Linked DNA regions of Homo sapiens: region 2 is linked to region 1. A link is an interaction called in ENCODE POLR2A ChIA-PET data of the cell type or tissue named here. Cell type or tissue: A673. All regions are shown on one strand. Links, peaks and the distances in the headings refer to the core of each region. The heading gives the core; the rest is flanking DNA. Region 1 has its middle 18 kb from the start of NUP153-AS1. Region 2 overlaps KIF13A (kinesin family member 13A).

Region 1 (2,914 bases), core at 168-2,667:
GCATGAGCCACCGCGCCCGGCCAGAGATGTACTTTAATAAACAATATTGAGTTTTTTAAAAACTACTCGATGAAAATAATGTAATACCACCCCCAAAATAGTATAAAACACACTGGAATTTGAGTCAGGAGATGTCCATTCTGTCACTTAGTCACAAAATTGTGACTTTGAGTATTTAACCTAAGCTCTCTGAGCCTCGGTTGCCTTTTTTCTTTTTTTTTTTGAGACGGAGTCTCGCTCTGTCGCCCAGAGTGGAGTGCAGTGGCGCGATCTCAGCTCACTGCAAGCTCCACCTCCCGGGTTCACGCCATTCTCCTGCCTCAGCCTCCCGAGTAGCTGGGACTACAGGTGCCCGCCACTACACCCGGCTAATTTTTTGTATTTTTAGTAGAGACGGGGTTTCACCGTGTTAGCCAGGATGGTCTCGATCTCCTGACCTCGTGATCTGCCCGCCTCGGCCTCCCAAAGTGCTGGGATTACAGGCGTGAGCCACCGCGCCCGGCCTTTTTTTTTTTTTTTTTTTTTTGGTCATACGGAGTCTCACTCTGTCAGCCAGGCTAGAGTGCAGTGGCGCAATGTCGGCTCACTGCAGCCTCCACCTCCCAGGTTCAAGCAATTCTCCTGCCTCAGCCTCCCGAGTAGCTGGGATTACAGGTTCCCACCACCACATCCCACTAATTTTTGTATTTAGTAGAGAAGGGGTTTCACCGTGTTGGCCAGGCTGGTCTCAAAACTCCTGACATCAGGTGATCTACCCACCTCAGCCTCCCAAAGTACCGGGATTACAGGCATGAGCCACCGCCACCTGCCTTTGCGCCGCCTGCCCAACCCTCAGTTGCCTTTAATGAAACAGGAGTAACTCGATGAAAATTTATTAAGTGAATGAATGAATAATAAAATAAAAAAATAAAAAAAAGATTCCCACCTGGACAAAGCGTCACAAAGAACAAGTTCTTTTGTCTAAAGTAGAAATACCTAAAACAATGCAAATAGTATGAGAAATCAGCTTTTTAGCCAAGGGAGCACTTGCTGATAAAGTCTGCCTAAGGTTCAAGTCCATCCAGGCCAAGTCCCCAGAGCACGCCCCCAGGGCTCAGCCAGGAGCAGCAAGCAGCCTAATGCAAGCTGTTCCCATGGCGCCCTCCCTCCTGCCGACTCCCACTCAGACACAGCTGCTACCAGCCAGGACTGCTCTCCACCCGTCAGGAAGCACAGATCTGCATTTCCGGAGCTATAAGGCCCAAGTCCAATGGGCGCTCAGAGGGGAAGCAGAAGGAATAATTCACCCATTACTTGTGGGACTGGCCTAAGAGAACATTATAGTTCCTTTCAACCTGTGAAGTCTGTGATTTCTTTGGTCTCTAACTCCAACTCTGTACCAACCTTTTAGGAAACAAAGGACATTCTGTGCAGGAAAACTTGTTTTCTTTATTTACAGCATCTAGCAGAGTCCTCTGCAGACAGTTGGCATCTGTTATAATATTTTCAGCTTGGAAGAGATACCGCTGCTTAATCAACTTTAAAGGAAAAGATGTACTTCTCGATAATTTGAGCCTGGAACGAGATATTCAGTTCTTAAAATAAAAGAGGTAATTACTGGAACCTGCTTAGGCTACAGTTCATTTCTCTGCCTCCTGCTCAGCCTGCCCCTCTTCTTTGTTCGTAATTTGCTTTGATTATTATTATTTTTTTTTAATTAAAGGTGAGGTCTCACTGTGTTGCCCAGGCTGGTCTTGAACTCCTGCGCCCAAGTGATCCTCTCACGTCAGCCTCCCAAAGTGCTAGGATTTCTAGTGTGATCATCATGCCCAGCTGTAATATTCTTTGCTTTGTTATTTCACATGGAGTAGTATTTTAGTATGCTGATGTCATCATAACAATGCATGACTTTTTGTTGAGTCAAGAAATATTGCTGACTTATAAATATCAACAACCATTCCAGCAGGTGAGTCTTCCCAATCATTGCTCATGAATGACTTTCAGTGAATGCATCTTTAGTCTCTAGGACGTAACCCTTAAGGGCACCAGTTTAGCTCAGCACTCCTACCTCATTTTGGAATAAAATAGGTTGAAGATATTGGCAGCCAAACATGGCCTACCTAGCCATATTCACTTAAAAGAGAGTGAACTCTTCTCTCCAAATAAATTAGGCTGGGGTTTAACAATAAACACATCCATGCGAGCAATCTAAAAAAAACTTACTATGTAATTTATCTACTTTGGGGATATATAAATAGATTAGTCTGTTTCCTCTGTAAGTATCCCCAAACCTTGAAAAACTGGGAGGTTTATATATGCTGATGATTCTCCATAAGAATCAAACAGCATTTAGGTCTCTTGGAAGTTTTTGGTTTTTTCTGAAGCTCAATGGCAAGAATTTAAAAACAAACAAACAAACAAACAAACAAACAAAAAACCCTTTTTTTTAAAGAGACGATGCATCAGTATGTTGCCCAGGCCGGAGTACAGTGACTATTATAGGAGTGATCACAGCGCACTACAGCCTCAAATTCCTGGGCTCAAGGAATCCTCCTGCCTTAGTCTCTCAAGTAGCTGGGATTACAGGTGCCCGCCACCACTTCTGGCTGCTGCAAAATATTTTTGCATCTGACACAGGTTGAAGATACGCTCTTCAGATGGGCTTGTTTGGTGGATTAGATTATGATTTTCAACTTGGAGCATGAACAGGATGATAAAAATGAGCTAAAAGGCCAGGCGCGGTGGCTCACGTCTGTAATCCCAGCACGCTGGGAGGCCGAGGCAGGCGGATCACCTGACGTTGGGAGTTTGCGACCAGCCTGACCAGCCCGACCAACATAGAGAAACCCCCTCTCTACTAAAAATACAAAATTAGCCGGGCGTGGTGGCGCATGCCTGTAATCCCAGCTACTCAGGAGGCTGAGGCAGGAGAATC
Region 2 (2,914 bases), core at 175-2,674, 110 kb before region 1:
GTCTTTACCTTTTCTAGCAGATTAATTTAACTGGAATTCATTTATTGATGATGAGTGTTAACCTCCGTCTTATTGAAAAAGAAGTCTGCTTAAGTAACCTTTTGTCCTGCTTATCTATTTCAAAGTTGAACGTTAGCATCTTTTAGGGCTTTAAATGTGAAATTTAAGTATAATGGATAAAATGACTAATGATTTGTTTCATTTTCATTCAGGACACTGGTATTTCTTTTTCAGGGAACAGCCATGTTCTCTTACATTCGTTTGATTAATAAAGGTTAAAAACCCACCCTAACAGCATATAACTTAATTTTTTCCAACAGACTATTGATAACTGCTTAAGAGGGACAGTAACTGATTGTCTTGTATATGATGGTGGAAAAATTTTGAACATCAGATATCTCTGATTTCATTTTAAAGGCCATGAAGGCCCCTGAACTGAAGGAGAAGCTCGAAGAGTCTGAAAAGCTGATAAAAGAACTAACAGTGACTTGGGAAGAGAAGCTGAGAAAAACAGAAGAGATAGCACAGGTAGCTTGATAATTTAGCCCTAAAATATTGGGATTCTTTTTCACTTATTGTCTTTTCTGTGTAGTTTGCTGTCATCTTCAGAAAGTCTTTTTTTTTTTTTTTTTTGAGACGGAGTCTCACTCTGTCGCCCAGGCTGGGGTGCAGTGGCGTGATCTCGACTCACTGCAACCTCCACCTCCCGGGCTCAAGCAGTTCGCATGCCGTAGCCTCCCGAGTAGCTGGGATTACAGGTGCCTACTACCATGCCTGGCTAATTTTTATATTTTTAGTAGAGATGGGGTTTCACCATGTTGGCCAGGCTGGTCTCAAACTCCTGACCTCAGGTGATCTGCCAGCCGCAGCCTCCCAAAGTGCTGGGATTACAGGCATGAGCCACTGCACCCAGCCTCAGAAAGTCTTTTAAGGGCCCTTTTCTGCTGAACCAGAGATTGCAAAGATCACTTTTTTTTTTTTTTTTTTTTTTGAAGACAAGGTCTCCCTCTGTCACCCAGGCTGGAGTACAGCAGCTCAATCACAGCTCTCTTGCAGCCTCAACATCCTGGGCTCAAGTGATTCTCCTCCCTCAGTCCCCCCAAGTAGCTGGGACCACAGGCATGTGCTACCATGCCCAGCTAATTTTATCTATTTTGTGTAGAGCTGTGGTCTTATTTTGTTGCCCGGGCTGGTCTCAAACTCTGAGCTCAAGTGATTCTTCTGCCTCAGCTTCCCAGAGTGCTGGGGTTACAGGCATGAGCCACTGTGCCTCGCCCAGCAAAGATCACTTTTAGACATTGACGTCAGGTCTTTTTATCAATGTACAGTTTGGCCTGTATATTTGCTAGACGTGTTAGATAGCACTAAATTTGAACAAGCATGGTTACAGAAAATGTCATTCATATTTCCTGCTCTTCACATTTAAACGAAAGTCTGCCTTGTGATTTTTTTTTTTTTTTTTTTTTTTTTTTTTGCAGACAGAGTCTCTCTCTGTCGCCCAGGCTGGAGTGCAGTGGCGCAATCTCGGCTCACTGCAACCTCCGCCTCCTGGGTACAAGCGATTCTTCTGCCTCAGCCTCCCGAGCAGCTGGGACTAGAGGCTTGCGCCACCACTCCTGGCTAATTATTTTTGTACTTTAGTAGAGATGGGGTTTCACCGTGTTGCCCCAGCTGATCTCAAACTCCTGAGCTCAGGCAATCCACCCACCTTAGCCTCCCAAAGTGCTAGGATTACAAGTGTGAGCCACTGTGCCCAGCCTTGTTTTGTGATTTTTAGATCACCTGGCAAAGCATGAGGCTACCTGATTTTTATTTTATTTTATTTTATTTTTATTTATTTAATTTTTTATTGAGATGGAGTCTTGCTTTGTCACCCAGGCTGGAATGCAGTGGCGCAATCTTGGCTCACTGCAACCTCCGCCTCCCCAGTTCAAGCTATTCTCCTGCCTCAGCCTCCCAAATAGCTAGGACTATAGGTGTGTGCCACCACAACTGGCCAATTTTTGTATCTTTTGGTAGAGTCAGGGATTCACCATGTTGGCCAGGCTGGTCTCAAACTCCTGACCTCAGGTGATCCACCCGCCTTAGCCTCCCAAGAGGCTACCTAATTGACAGAGAATTTGTAACGTATAGCATATCATAATTTTTCAATGTATTTGATTCTTTGGGCTTGTTAGGAAATGCTGTATGTTTATATTTTAACTTTTACTTAAGTTAAAATATAAAGGAAGGACTAATTCTCGGGGTTATGTGCATTATGAATTTCTCTACATTATATATTTCACGAACATTTTTAATCTCATTGATCATTTGGAAATATTGGACCATCCCAATCACGTAGCTTAACAGCAGTCACTGGAACCCAGTCCAGCCTTCTGCTGATGTGTTTCTTATAGATATCGTTCACACCCACACATACCCCTACACCTCACTCACTGTCCCGCTTAACATTGCTTTATGTTTCTCCATAGTACTTAACACCATTGGAAATTCTATGTACCATATTGACTTAACTGTTTTCTTATGGCCTGTCTCCTCCCACCAGAATATAACTTTTCATGAAAGACGGGACTTCATTGGGTTCAGTGCTGTATTCCCAGCCCGAGATCAATACCTACTACATTGTAGACTCTAATAAATATATCTTGAATGAATGAATGAATGAGTGAATACAAGGCCTTCCGCAGTAGAGACCCAACCTTCTCTTCCAGCCTTAACTCTCACTGCTTTCTGATATTTGCCAGGGGTTCTTGGCCCCTGAAATCATCTAGTATGTCCAGAACCTTTCTTTAGTGTGCTTCCGTATGCCATGCCCCAAGAACACCCTATCTTTATATTTCTGTTGAAATTATTCTTATGCTTCAAGAACTATCTCAAATATATCCTCTTTCTGCAGCCTTTCTTGGTCTCTTAA

Evidence for each region. Peaks named below come from ENCODE experiments on the same cell type or tissue, not always from the same donor. Only the 100,000 strongest peaks of a DNase experiment are listed, where the experiment ranks them.
Region 2: POLR2A ChIA-PET joins it to region 1 with 14 read pairs; 3 of 35 experiments call an interaction of 5 or more read pairs at or near these places.

What each region holds. Positions count from the first base shown.
Region 1 is chr6:17,723,542-17,726,455 of GRCh38, reverse strand. No RefSeq gene overlaps it. Among named protein-coding and RNA genes, the nearest start is that of NUP153-AS1, 18 kb to the right of the region's middle. RefSeq lists a silencer at 984-1,278 and enhancers at 984-1,278, 1,119-1,620. In A673, for the core only: no CTCF peak of the experiment used is centred there; a DNase peak (open chromatin) is centred at 1,195; H3K27ac peaks cover 820 bases.
Region 2 is chr6:17,831,575-17,834,488 of GRCh38, reverse strand. It overlaps KIF13A (kinesin family member 13A), which reads left to right. Exons shown (of 39, transcript NM_022113.6): 12 at 418-528. Among named protein-coding and RNA genes, the nearest start is that of NUP153-AS1, 130 kb to the right of the region's middle. In A673, for the core only: a CTCF peak has its summit at 1,032; no DNase peak of the experiment used is centred there.